Regions from separate parts of the Homo sapiens genome. Here region 1 is linked to region 2. A link is a contact called in ENCODE Hi-C or POLR2A ChIA-PET data. All regions are on one chromosome and are shown on one strand. The core of a region is the stretch at or near the end of the contact, and the rest is flanking DNA. Distances in the headings are between cores, read along the strand shown. Region 1 overlaps LPP (LIM domain containing preferred translocation partner in lipoma). Region 2 holds the start of TPRG1-AS1 (TPRG1 antisense RNA 1).

Evidence for each region. Hi-C counts contacts between places; a loop is a spot of excess contacts on that map. ChIA-PET counts read pairs that join two places held with the same protein, here RNA polymerase II (POLR2A). Pooled maps may share reads with other maps.
Region 1: a map of gastrocnemius medialis shows a loop between it and region 2 (6-fold over the local background). The contact joins the enhancer-like site here to the promoter of TPRG1-AS1 in region 2. A Hi-C loop is called at or near these places in 10 of 168 maps with a recorded cell type or tissue (CD14-positive monocyte, astrocyte of the cerebellum, dorsolateral prefrontal cortex and 5 more) and 7 of 50 pooled maps. POLR2A ChIA-PET finds 5 or more read pairs at or near these places in 6 of 52 experiments (AG04449, B cell, BJ and 3 more).

What each region holds. Positions count from the first base shown.
Region 1 is chr3:188,852,407-188,858,089 of GRCh38, reverse strand. The region is part of intron 9 of LPP (LIM domain containing preferred translocation partner in lipoma); the gene reads right to left. Among named protein-coding and RNA genes, the nearest start is that of TPRG1-AS1, 92 kb to the left of the region's middle. Within about 2 kb of position 3,534, at least 6 of the 41 ENCODE cell types and tissues checked have a DNase peak (open chromatin) inside an H3K27ac peak, as active enhancers do; they include dorsolateral prefrontal cortex, gastrocnemius medialis and mammary epithelial cell, where a contact is called at or near this core.
Region 2 is chr3:188,945,393-188,951,798 of GRCh38, reverse strand. It overlaps TPRG1-AS1 (TPRG1 antisense RNA 1), which reads left to right and starts at 4,160. Exons shown (of 2, transcript NR_046873.1): 1 at 4,160-4,520.

The DNA.
Region 1 (5,683 bases), core at 2,285-4,784, 93 kb after region 2:
GGGTTCGAAAAGCTAGGCAATTTTCTTGACCTTTCTGGCCTTTGGTTTTTGTAGACTGAAATGTCTACATTGCAGTGTTGTGAGGTTTAAATGAGTTCACATATTATCAAAGCGAGAACCCAGTCCTGACTATATAATAAATGTTAGTTTTATAAATTCCCTATACAAATTTCAAGGGGCTAAGACATTTATTCAATTAACTTGTCATCCTTTGATCATTTAATGTAACTACCACACTGAAGCACCGTATTTCTATTTTTTCCCTTCACCATTAATTCTCCTATATTTTATATCTGTCCTTTCAACAAATGGATTATCTAAGGAATTGTGTATATGATACTCTGGGATAATTGGATAATGTCATAATATAAAATGGGCTTCTAGATTTCTAAGTGAGTTTCCCCCTGCTTTCCTGGGAATTTTGTGAAAAAGCTCTTCTTCTGTGTAAACCTTATTATACCCCAAATCCATACATTTCTTAATTCTTCATAAAAGTAATTTATATTCCTTTATACACCAAAAATAATAACTGATACTTTGATTTGGTACAATCCTTAAAGTTTACTAAATGTACACAAACAGGAGCCCGTCTAATCTCCAGAGCAATCTGGTATAGGAGGTAGAATGGTAGAATTCTTTTCCGCATTACATGACACACAGCTATAAATGCAGCCAGGATTTGAACCTGTGTTTTCTAAAGTACAAAGAGAAAGGCTCATTCTTCTACTTCACACTGTCCTCCAATTAACAAGTTTCTCAGATATCTTTCTCCGTTATTCTGTATAAAGGCAATTATTCAGAATGCAGTTAATAATCTTTAGCATGCAGATTTCCCATAGCCTCTCATAAATACATAGTTTGGTTGAGCTTGAAAAATTCCCCGAATCATCTTGTCCAACTGTCTCACCTCACATACTAGGACACTGCATTTTGTGAAGCTGATTTGCCTATTGTGGTATATTTGCCCAATGTGATATACTATTTTGTGAAAAAGTCCAGGACGCAGATGGCATGGTTTCTATGCAGTGCTCTTCTCCCAACCCCACACTAGGTCCCTTTTTGAATACCAACACATCTCCCTGGTGTTCTGTCCCACTTAACAATAAGAATATGATAAAATTAACATAATTACTTACATAGCCAATGAAAAATTGTTAAGCTGAGTATGTGACACTACTTGGGTTTTGTCGCTGTCAAAACAAGATTGTTGCACACTGATAAATATGGGGGCCTTCTGGCTAAGAGCTCAGAGCAGATAATCCTATCCAAAGCCTCACATTAGGAAGCCTTAGGTCCAGCTTTCATAATTCCTACTATCAGCAACCTATAAATAGAGGCTATTAACCAACATTTAGACCAGTTTCATTGAGGCAGTGAATTTCCAGAGTAGCTGGAATTCACAGCACCTTGAACAAAATTCCATAAGCTACATGGGTGTCAATTTTCTCATCTATAGAATGGGATACTAAGTATTCTGCCTTAACAATCTCTTAACAATGAGAATTAAATATTATAAGAAATGGGAGAAGCACTGTTTAAGAATGTAAATAGATATAAAGATATTGTTATAAAGCTCTTTTCGCTGGAGAGAATTACTGTTACACAGAAGGATCGACCCTACATCTTGGTTCAACAGCCTCTGACTAATCAACTGAGCCAACTTCTATCATTCTTATTACTGGAGAGAAGTAGACAAGTATAAAATATATACACAAGTACCCATACTCCCTTGAATATTGAATATTGAGTTTGGAAAAATACAGATTATTTTGTTTTTGTTGTTTTGTCTTCAGCAGGTAATTTTTCTTGCCATGTATCTTATTTAGTTTACATACCTGGAATGCCTATCAAGTGATGGAGTAGTTACATACCATGCATTTAGAGTGTGTACAGAGAAGTCTATGAGCCAATAAGAAGTCTCATACAGTTCTCTGTCTAGTTTGCGGCAGTTATACTTGGCAAGGTCCATTTTCTTGACTTAACCGTAATCAAGGTCCAACAAAGCCCCTGGTACCCACGCCTGTGAAGCCCCATCTTAACAACCCTCAATTTTGTTACCTTTATTAAGAGTAGACATGAGGCCTTGATAGAGAAAAAGACTTATCTTTGGGTCACAGTGCTAACCAACCCCAGCACTAAACTAGAATTGCTGACATAGATGGTTACAGAGACTCTGTATGGCTCAGTGGCAAGGAGAAATAAAGCAGAAGTCAAGGGCTGTATTCCAGTCTTGCCAACGTCAGCCACCAGCAGTGAGTTTTGTACAAAGCATTTCCTCCCTGGGCCTAAATTCCGTCAGCTATAAAATAAGGGAATTAAGTTAATAGGGCTTTTGGTCCCTTGAAATGGAGTGATTTGAGGGCTGAACAAAAGCTTCAATAGGGCATGGTTCTTTGTCTTGTTCAAAGCATCACCCTCAGTTTCCAGAACAATGCCTGGGGCACAGAGAAGGAGCTCAGTAAATATTTTAGTAAGTAAATGAATGAACAATCATTTGGGAGTACTCCAAAGATTCATCCAACAGCATCTACTCCCATAGACATCCCCCAAATTTCATTACTATCCTCAGATGGCCTGCATCACCACACTATTTCAGCAGCCCCCTCTCCAGAGCCAGACTCTGTCTCTTTATCCTGTTGCTTTCTTCATAGTGCTTATCACTATGATATCACTTCATGAATTTAGTTGCTACTATGCTTCTGCCATGCTTATTGTTCATCTTACACTAGTTTGTTCAAGACACTACTGCATTTGCAGCCTCTGCGGCAGCGCTTAAGACATAACAGGCAATCAGTAAGTATTGGTTGAATACAAAATTAAATGACATTAAATAACCTAAAATCTAAGGCCTCTTACAACTTTTCTGTTCTTTATTCTACCTCAGCAAGAATATATCTTTTAAAGAAAAAATAGTGCTACATATTTCTCCAGGAATATAAATGATCTGAAGTTAATCACACAACATAGAAATTAGGAGAATGCTCTTTTTACTTACAGTATTTGTCTACCATGGGTAACTAACTCATCCAGGAGAATGTCTAAAACCCATGCTTAAGTGATGATGTTTTCAGCTATGTGTATACAGAGTAATGACTGCCTGCCTGCACATTTCAGATCAGAATTAAACCAGTTTGAGTCATCCATTAGAATCAAGATCTGCAAGCAGAGACTAGAAATGTTCCCAATACCATTCCACTCACATGTTGGTTCCCTTCAGAGCTGCCTGAAACTCAACCCTGCCAAGATGTTTATTATCTACCTGGCTTTATGAATTACAATTACTTCCTAAATTACAGTAAGCTATAAGTGGTCTGAGCCAAACAACTAGGGTCATGGAAGGGCTCTCTTTGTACTCCTGGGGATGATAGAAAAGCTTCTTTGAACCAAACTTGATCCTCTTTCAAAAGAAAGGGATAACTTTAAGCCTATAACTCCTGGGAGTGGCAAAGAGAACAGCCAGAGGGCCATGAGCTAACTTCAATTCTCTAGAGATCAGTTGAACAGATTTGGCAATCATTTGGCTTCTGTTGAGAACAAGGCCTTCTAATTGTATTTCTGCCAATGGAAGACAAAAGACAGCACATGACTTAGGAAGGCCATAAAGACATGCCAACATCATGGCTGTGACTGTGCGGTTCCCTTCCGAAGAGGGCACTGCTGATGTGTATGTCAAATGTCGGCTCTAGGACCCATTCATGAGAATTAAACCTCATGAGGAGCTCAAAAGGAAGCTGGTGAAGTAATTTGCTTCCCTTAAACAGTATCTTGGCTGTAATATTTTCTGACACTAGAAATAAAATAATTCCATGTTTTGATTCCTCCCCCACCCTGCCAAAAGTGATTTAGATTAACTAGGTATGAAACGCACAGCCAGGGAGTATAGGGTTTTCCATTCTATAACTGCTTAAAGACAAAGAGGCAGGAAATACAGATGTTTTCTCCTTGCTGTTGCAAAAGGGTGGTGGACTAACTCTTTCAGTGTCTCTGGAATGCAAATTTTCTTTCACAGTTTAGCAGTCTTTTTTGGATTTCAGCACAGTGAACTAACACTTTCCTGGATTCCAAGACCTCCAGAGAACCAGATGGATGACAGAAATTGGGAAAAAGAACCCACACTGCTTGAAAAAGGTATGAATTTCTCACTCTGCATTTAGCCAAAAAGCACTGAAAATTAGAAGAGTGAAATCACTTTTGGTTTGTTCAAATGCATGCCATTCTAGAGTTGTTTGTGGTGAGTAAAAGAAAAGGAAAAAAAAAAAAGAAAAAAATCTAAAGTGCTTCAATGGTTTGGAGTCTGTGTTCAGTTTAAGCTAGGAAGCAACTTTAACAGAGATGATATGTTTACTATCAAAGGAAAGAAAGATTGTAGATGGAAGAGATTACCAAAGACGATCAGTTTATATGCCTGTGCTCTAAAGACAGTGACTGCTCCCCAAAGCCAAACGTTTTAACTTGATGTTCAAGGCCCTTCAGGATGCTGTCCTACCTCCCCTGTCTAGGCCCCTAGCCTGTCACCTCTCCTACAACTCAGTCTTTGTTCCTGTCAACCCAAGCTTTTAAACACTTTGTGCTCATTGTTCTTTCATGCCTTTCCACCTGCTGTTGCCCCTGCCTTGAACGTATTTCCTTAACAAGTTACATACATCAAATTATATGGCCCATGATATGTGAATGTTACCTCTTCTGTTAATCACTCTCCTCTTCTGTTCTTTCACAGCACCATAGCAGAGAACCCAAGTATAGTGTTATCTGTTCATATGCTATGGCAAGTTGTAATTTTCAAAGATGACTACACCAAAACACATCCCATCTCACAATGTGATACTAACAGTCCACCACTAAGAGGTGAGGTCTTGGGAGAACCTATGCAACTGCCTGGCCAAGAGAATGTCATAGCAGTGATGCTGCCTGACTTCTAATGCTAACCTTTTTTTTTTTTGAGACAGAGTCTCCCTCTTTTTGCCCAGTCTGTAGTGCACTGGCACAATCTCGGCTCACTGCAACCTCCACTTCCCGGGTTCAAGCGATTCTCCTGCCTCAGCCTCCTGAGTAGCCGGGATTACAGGTGCCCGACACTGTGCTCACCAATTTTTTTTTTCTGTATTTTTAGTAGAGATGGGGTTTCACCATGTTTGGCCAGGCTGGTATCGAACTGCTGACCTCAGGTGATCCACCTGCCTTGGCCTCCCAAAGTGCTGGGGTTACAGGAGTGAGCCACCACACCCAGCCCTCCTAATGCTAATCTTAAAATGTGATATAGTTTTCTCTTGAAATACATACCTTTGAAGTCCTCAGTTGCTATCTTAGTTTGCTTTGTGTTGCTATAATACAATACCACTGACTGTGTCACTTTTGAACAACATAAATTTACTTGGTTTATGATAATGGAGGGTGGGAAGTCCAAGATCATGGTGCCAGCATCTGGTGAGGGCCTTCATACTGTGTCATTCCAGGGCAGAAGGCAGAAGGTCAAGAGAGGATGACAGCAAGAGAGCAAGAGGGAGTCAAACTCACTTTATAACATCCTACTCTCTCAATAACTAACCTACTTCCAAAATAATGGCATCAATCCATTCATAAGGGGAGAGCCCTCATAACCTAATCATCTCTTATTATACCCCACTTCTCAACACTGTTGCATTGGGAATTAAGTTTCCAACACATTAACTTAAAGGACACATTC
Region 2 (6,406 bases), core at 2,911-5,410:
TATGACAAGCTGTTTCCTCATGTTCTTTAGTATAGAATCACAGCATATTAGACCAATTTGCTGTTTAACCCATCTATTTAACAGATGAGAAACTGAAGCTCAGACAGAGGGGAGCTGCCATTTGCTTACAAGGTGACAGACCCCAGCTCCCATTTCTGCCCCTCCATGAAACAGTGTCTCACTGAAACACACTGTGGGTCGTGCCATGCTCCTGCTCAGTCACCTCCACTGATCTCCCATAACCCTCAAGGGAGTCCAAACACCCCAGCCTTGGCATCAGAGCCCTCCACAGAATAGCCTTATTTGGGTTTCCATCCCAGTCTCCATGTTCTTCTTCTTGATTGCTGGCGAGTGATCTCCTCAAAGGTCTCCTGCTCCCACGTAAACAGACCAGACTCATTCGCATCTCCATCTCAACATGGATTCTCCTGCCCATTCCCACGTTCTGAGAGCCTGTTCTCAGTGAACTGGGATGTCCAGAAACGAAGCAAGGTCATAAAATGGCTTCGCATACCCTCCACGTGTGCCTCTTCAGAGCGTCAAAATCACACTATGGCTTATTTTTACTTTTAATAATATTTTTGTGTGTAATTAGCAAGGACTCTGAAAGCCTCAGCCCCCTCCTGTGTGGTAGGAATGGCAAATACGCCCATTTTATAGGGGAGATGAAGGAAGTGAGACCCAGTGCTGAGAAAGGGCATATGATTCATGTTTCAGCAAGCAATGAGTCAGAGGAGGAGACGTCGACCCAGGCTTCCTGATGCTGAAGCTAGAGCTCCATTCACACGGCTGGGCGTATTGCCTCTGTTACTTCCAAATGCTTGATATCTTGTTTAAAAAGTCAACAAACACTCACCCCAACAGGCTGACTTTTGAGTAAGTTTTTTATTATGATGAAAAAGCACAAGAGACCTTATCTTTTCTGACCTCTGAACAGAACCTAGAATGTTAACTACATAGTTTATAATAAAGAAGCTTCAAGCTTTCCAAGTTGTGATCCTCTCCTAAGGCAACTGTGTAAATAGAGGCAATTCTGAAAACTTGGACTGTCAAAGAAATTGGGCAAGTCTGGCTGGGCGCAGTGGCTCATGCCTATAATCCCAGCACTTTGGGAGGTTGAGGCAGGCAGATCACCTGAGGTCAGGAGTTCGAGACCAGCCTGGCCAACATGGTGAAACCCCATCTCTACTAAAAATACAAAAATTAGCCAAGCATGGTGGTGGGCACCTGTACCAGCTACTCGGGAGGCTGAGGCAGGGGAATCACTTGAACCCAGGAGGCAGAGGTTGCAGTGAGCCGAGGTCATGCCACTGCACTCCAGCCTGGGTGACAGAGCAAGACTCTATCTCAAAAACAAAAACAAACAAACAAACAAACAAAAAAAGAAATTGGGCAAGGCCAAAAGTCCAGTTGAGGCTGGAAATGATATATCGCACCAGCTGTGTTCTGACCTTCTCTAGTGTCTGATACCTATTTCCAATATCCAGTGGCTGTTCTACTGTTTAGGGGCTGAGAAGAAGGGGTAGGATTGTGGTAAGTGATTTCTCTTGTTGGGTCAGAGCATTTTGAAATCCTGGAAAGGCTTGTCAAAAAGAAAGTGGTCATAGGTCATTCTGCAGTCCTTGAGAGAAGAGGAACAAATGGTAGCCTGCCTCCAGAAAAGGAGTGAAAAGGGTAGGGCTGAGAGCCCCAGTGACCTGGGTATAAAAGATCCTTTAAATGCCCTTTAAGGTACTTTGCCACATTTACTGAGCCCCTGCTAATGTACCATGTACTTGGATAGAGACCCTCAGTAAGGTGACTGTATAATTTATCATCCAAACCCAAAAACTTCAAGGTGAAGGAGGGACCTATTAATAACTAATTATACCAAGACAGAGTCATAAACTGAGATGGCAAATCAGGATGTATTATGATGTACCTTATGATGTACCTTAGCCATAAGGTACATTTTATATTATACCAAGACAAAGTCATAAACTGAGATGGCAAACCAGGATGTATTTATGATGTATTATGATATACCTTAGCCATCAGTATTGAGATCAACAGCAGAGTTTGTATCCACAGAGAAATCTCTATGGCATAAGAGGGATCTAGCAAGCACAAAAATGGCATAACCCAAGGCTGGCTGGGTGTACTGAGACTGAAAGAGAAAGAAGTGACATCTAAATAGAGGAGATGGCATTGAAGCTGGGTTTTGAGGGATGTGAAAGATTTGAATGTGTGGCAGAGATAGGCCAAATAGAGGCCATCAAATTCTGATGAGTTTAAAAAATTTTTTAAGACATCTCAGCCAAGGCCCAAGTGGCAGGAAAGCAGGAGGCGTCCATGGAGCACCGCGACCAGCCAGAACCCATCTGATGTGGCTGCCATGGAAGGAGTGGTAAGACCAACGAGAGATGAGGCAGGAAGGGTGCTGATGCCAGGCTGGGCTTGGTTCTAATTTCCTAGAGAGCACCAGGAGCGAGCTTTCCTCCTCTTATCAGCATGGCTGCACAAATCTCCATTCTCCTCATCCTGGACTTTTGTTGAGACTGCTCAGACCCACATCTCGTGGGCTGCTGCTAGTCTTACCAGGCTGACTGTCTTCCCTCCAACAAGGAAGGGAGTCTCATTTGAGGAACTGCACAACCTCTTCTGGTTTCTGTACCGGTCACTTTCTCTCTCTAGCCACTGGAGAAGTGGGTTGGAGCATTAGGGGGAAGTGTCTGTTTGGCAACCTCACAGGGCTAGAAAACTTGAAGAGGGTGGATTTTAGGGGCTATCCCCTTGAAAACATTCAAACGTTTGAATCTTTCTGGTGAGACCACTTGTATTCCTATTTTCCAGGAGTACACACAAGGCCAGAGGCACTTTGGACCTCAGGGCTTTCAGAGGGGTGAAAGACAAGGCGGTCAGGGAAAGACTTTCTCATTTGGCCTCACTGTTTTGTGATGTATGTCAGGAAGGTGTTATTGTGGTGAACAATGGAGAAGAAGGGAATTTAAAAGCAGAGAAATGAGTGACTCACCCAAGGTCACATAGCAAGTAACAGAGCTGCAAGCGGCTTGAATGCAAATCCCCTGGACCCAGGCCATGTATTCATGAACCTACCTCAAAGCCTGCTCTCAGAAAGAAGTGGAAGAGGGAGAGGAGGAAGACAAGAAAGAAGAAAGAGGAGGGGGAGGAAAAAGAGGGAGAGAAGCAGAGGAGGGGAGAGACAGCAGAGCCCTTCACTGTAGGTGAAGGACCTGGAACCTTCTCCTTTCACCCCTACTCACCCCCACTCCCTTAACTCCTCCTGGACCCAAGAAAATGTGTCCAAGGCTGTGCGGTAGGGAACGGCTGCTGGGTAACTTCTTTGCTGAGGCGCAAGCATGGCCCTGCGGGGTTGCTGAGCCTTTCAAAGGTCACTTGTAAACTCTGATGTGGCGCAGGGGCTGGCCCGGAGGGGCTGGGGCCTGGGCCAGGACGAGAGGACGGGCCTGCCTTTGGTGCCTAGAAATCAAAGCAGTCAACCTTGGGCTTTTTCTTCCCCCTCACACTGAGGCACTTTTATTGGCGAGATGAAGGGAGGCAGAGCGGGCCTTACAGTCCTCGCTTTGCTTTTGGAGGTTAATGACCCAGTTAGCAGCTCTTGGCTGCGTTTCCGACATTTTGCAGACATCAAGCCCCGCGTCTCTGCCAAGTACATTCTGTTCCCTGGAGCACATCCAGTGCATCTCAGATTACTATGTAATGCGACAAAGAGGGAGAGGTGGCTGGGAGGGGCATCGGGGAGCGGGGCGGGGAGGGGAGAGGGCGGGACGCAGGAGCGTGCGGGGAGGAGAGGAGGATGCCACTCTAAATATAGCTGCCCTCCTGGAATGCATCTTTCAAGGTGCTTATTTACTGCACAAGAGTGATCCCAGAGTGAGGGTACGATTGGGCCCTGTCGTCCAGGAATCCTGGAGCGCCGAGAGCGAAGCCCAGAACCAGGGCGAGGACAGACAGTGGGGGTGGGGAGGAGGCTGCAGGAGGCTCCTGGCTGGGAAGGGCTGGGAAGGTGGAATTCGAAGGGGGCGGGGCTAGGAGGTGGTGGCCCCGCCCACAAGGCCGCCGCCCCGCTTTGCAGCTCGAGCCTGAGCTGCAGCCTGCGCGCTAATTATAGACGTGAATGGAAAGCGGCCGCTTCTGAATGATCGCGTTGCTCGAGCTGCCGTTGGAAGCTTAGAAGCAGGTGCTACCGTGCTAGATACAAAGCGATCTATTTAAAAGCCCTCTGTCACGCACGCACACTTACTGACGAATCCTCTGGCTCTCTCCTACCACCGCCCGGTGGCGGATTCCGGAATTGGTTCAAAAGGCCTTGATCCCGAACACCCAGGACAGAGACAGAGTACTTTTCCTACCTCTTTCGCCTGCATCCTTAGAAAACTCCCGTGGATGAGAAGATCCCCAGGCCTTTACAAGCTGTTGTTTTACAAAAGGAGAAACTGAGGCAGGAAGAGGCGGTGGATGTGCACCAGAGCACGTGGTGCGTCGGTGCAATAGCTGAGGTAAACTTCTGGTCTCCTGACAGCCTCTCCATTTGCCTTACCGGGTTGGAACCTGAAGCAAGTCTCACTTTAACGCCGTTAATTTCCAGGCATGGATCTTTAGCCAATGATGAGCATCCTCCTCCTTTCCTGGTTCAGCGCCTGCTCCCTCCAGTCCCCACCCCCACCCCACTCCCACACGGAAAACTTGCTAATGCTGGCTGATTCTCATTGCTGGGTTTACTAGTTCAGGCCTGGAAACTGGGTAACCTCAATAACTATGACCATTTCAGTATGTGTGAGTCAATCTAATGTGCCCTCCCTCAGCATAATCCTGTCACGAGGAACGACGCAGGGGGCAAAACCTAGACTTTTCTTTCCCATCAGCATCTTGGCTGCACCTAGTGCTCACAGCCAAGTGTGTTAATGCACATGATGGCCTAATCCAGTCCATACGAGCACAGTGAAAATTCTTATGCCCATTTTATGGAATCCCTGTAGAAATGGAGTCTTGGAGGGAGGAAGTGACTTGCTCACAGTCATCTGCTGATGAGTGGTCGACTTGAGAGCCAAAACCAAGTTCTCTACCCTCGATGTGGGCTATGTCCAGTATTCATGCTTTGGCCTGCAAGGGGGAGCAGCAATCCACTTAGTAATAAAGAGGGATAAACCTACGTTCCCTCAGACACCTGGAGTGTCCTGAGGATCTCCACTCTGACCATTGGCCTTTTCTGCCTGTGGGTCTGGGGCCACTCCCACGCTAATCCACAGTATTAAACTGGGCATGGAGAGCTGCTGTCTTCTCTAGAAACCGAAATCTCCAAGTCCAGTAACTACATTCAGCTTCCAATAACAAGGCCAATCCTACTTACCACCTGGACCCATCTATGTCTCCCCACCTTTGCTGACTGCTTTGGACTTAACTCTGCCTGTGTCTCTCTTGGCTATTCCTGTAACCTCAAGATCTCCACCAGGGCAGATGGATAAAGAGGCAGCATCCAGTAACATGCTGAAAAAAGAAGGGAGAGGGAATAGGTGTGGATGATAGAATATTTTAGTTGTTTTTTATTTACCTCTTGGAAGCAAAGACTGTATCTTAGTCTTTGTAAGTCCTCCTTCTTCCCAACATATACAAGGTCCAGCCAGCCCAATGCACCGAGCATAGCAGACAACCAGAAATGTTAAAGAGTCATAAAACTTTCACATGGCTGTGGAAAATTGTATATACCTAGGTTGGTCACAGTCATGTTTCTCTGATAACAAAGATAGGTAGTTTTACAATACTGACAAATTATTTAAGCTTTCTAAGTCTCAGTTTTCTCATCTGTAAAATGGGCATAATTGTACCTCAAAGAAGCAGTACTGGCAGTGCTGAGCCAGGAAAAAAGCAAAATGTTCGCATGTGAATGGTTGTATCTACAATCAGGCTACTTAATTTGGAATCTGAATTCAGCTATGAGTCTAGCACTATGACTAGTGTCAGCACTCAGTAGTTCTTCTCACACAGGGTTGTTCTAGGAATTAAGCTGGATAACATATATGAGCACTCTGTACAGTGATATAAGATTGCTCACATACTTTATTATTAATAAATAAAGTTGCCCAGGGTTACACAGCTAACATACAGTAGAACTGGGATTTAAATCCAGATATGCTCCTGTCTCTGTCCTAGGTCTCCAGTCTCAAGTGCATAATAGTCATCATTACTGAGCACTTATTCAATAATATGGTTTTGCATTAACTGTGTCTGCTTCTATTTGAGATGCAGAAATAATAGACATGCCTTTAGGTTGGAGATAAGTAGGTAAGGGCCTAGGACAGATACACAAGTAACTGTGTAATACCAGTCAGTGGATGATGAGCGCTCTGATTAGCACAATAAACCAAATGCCATGAGCACCAGGGAA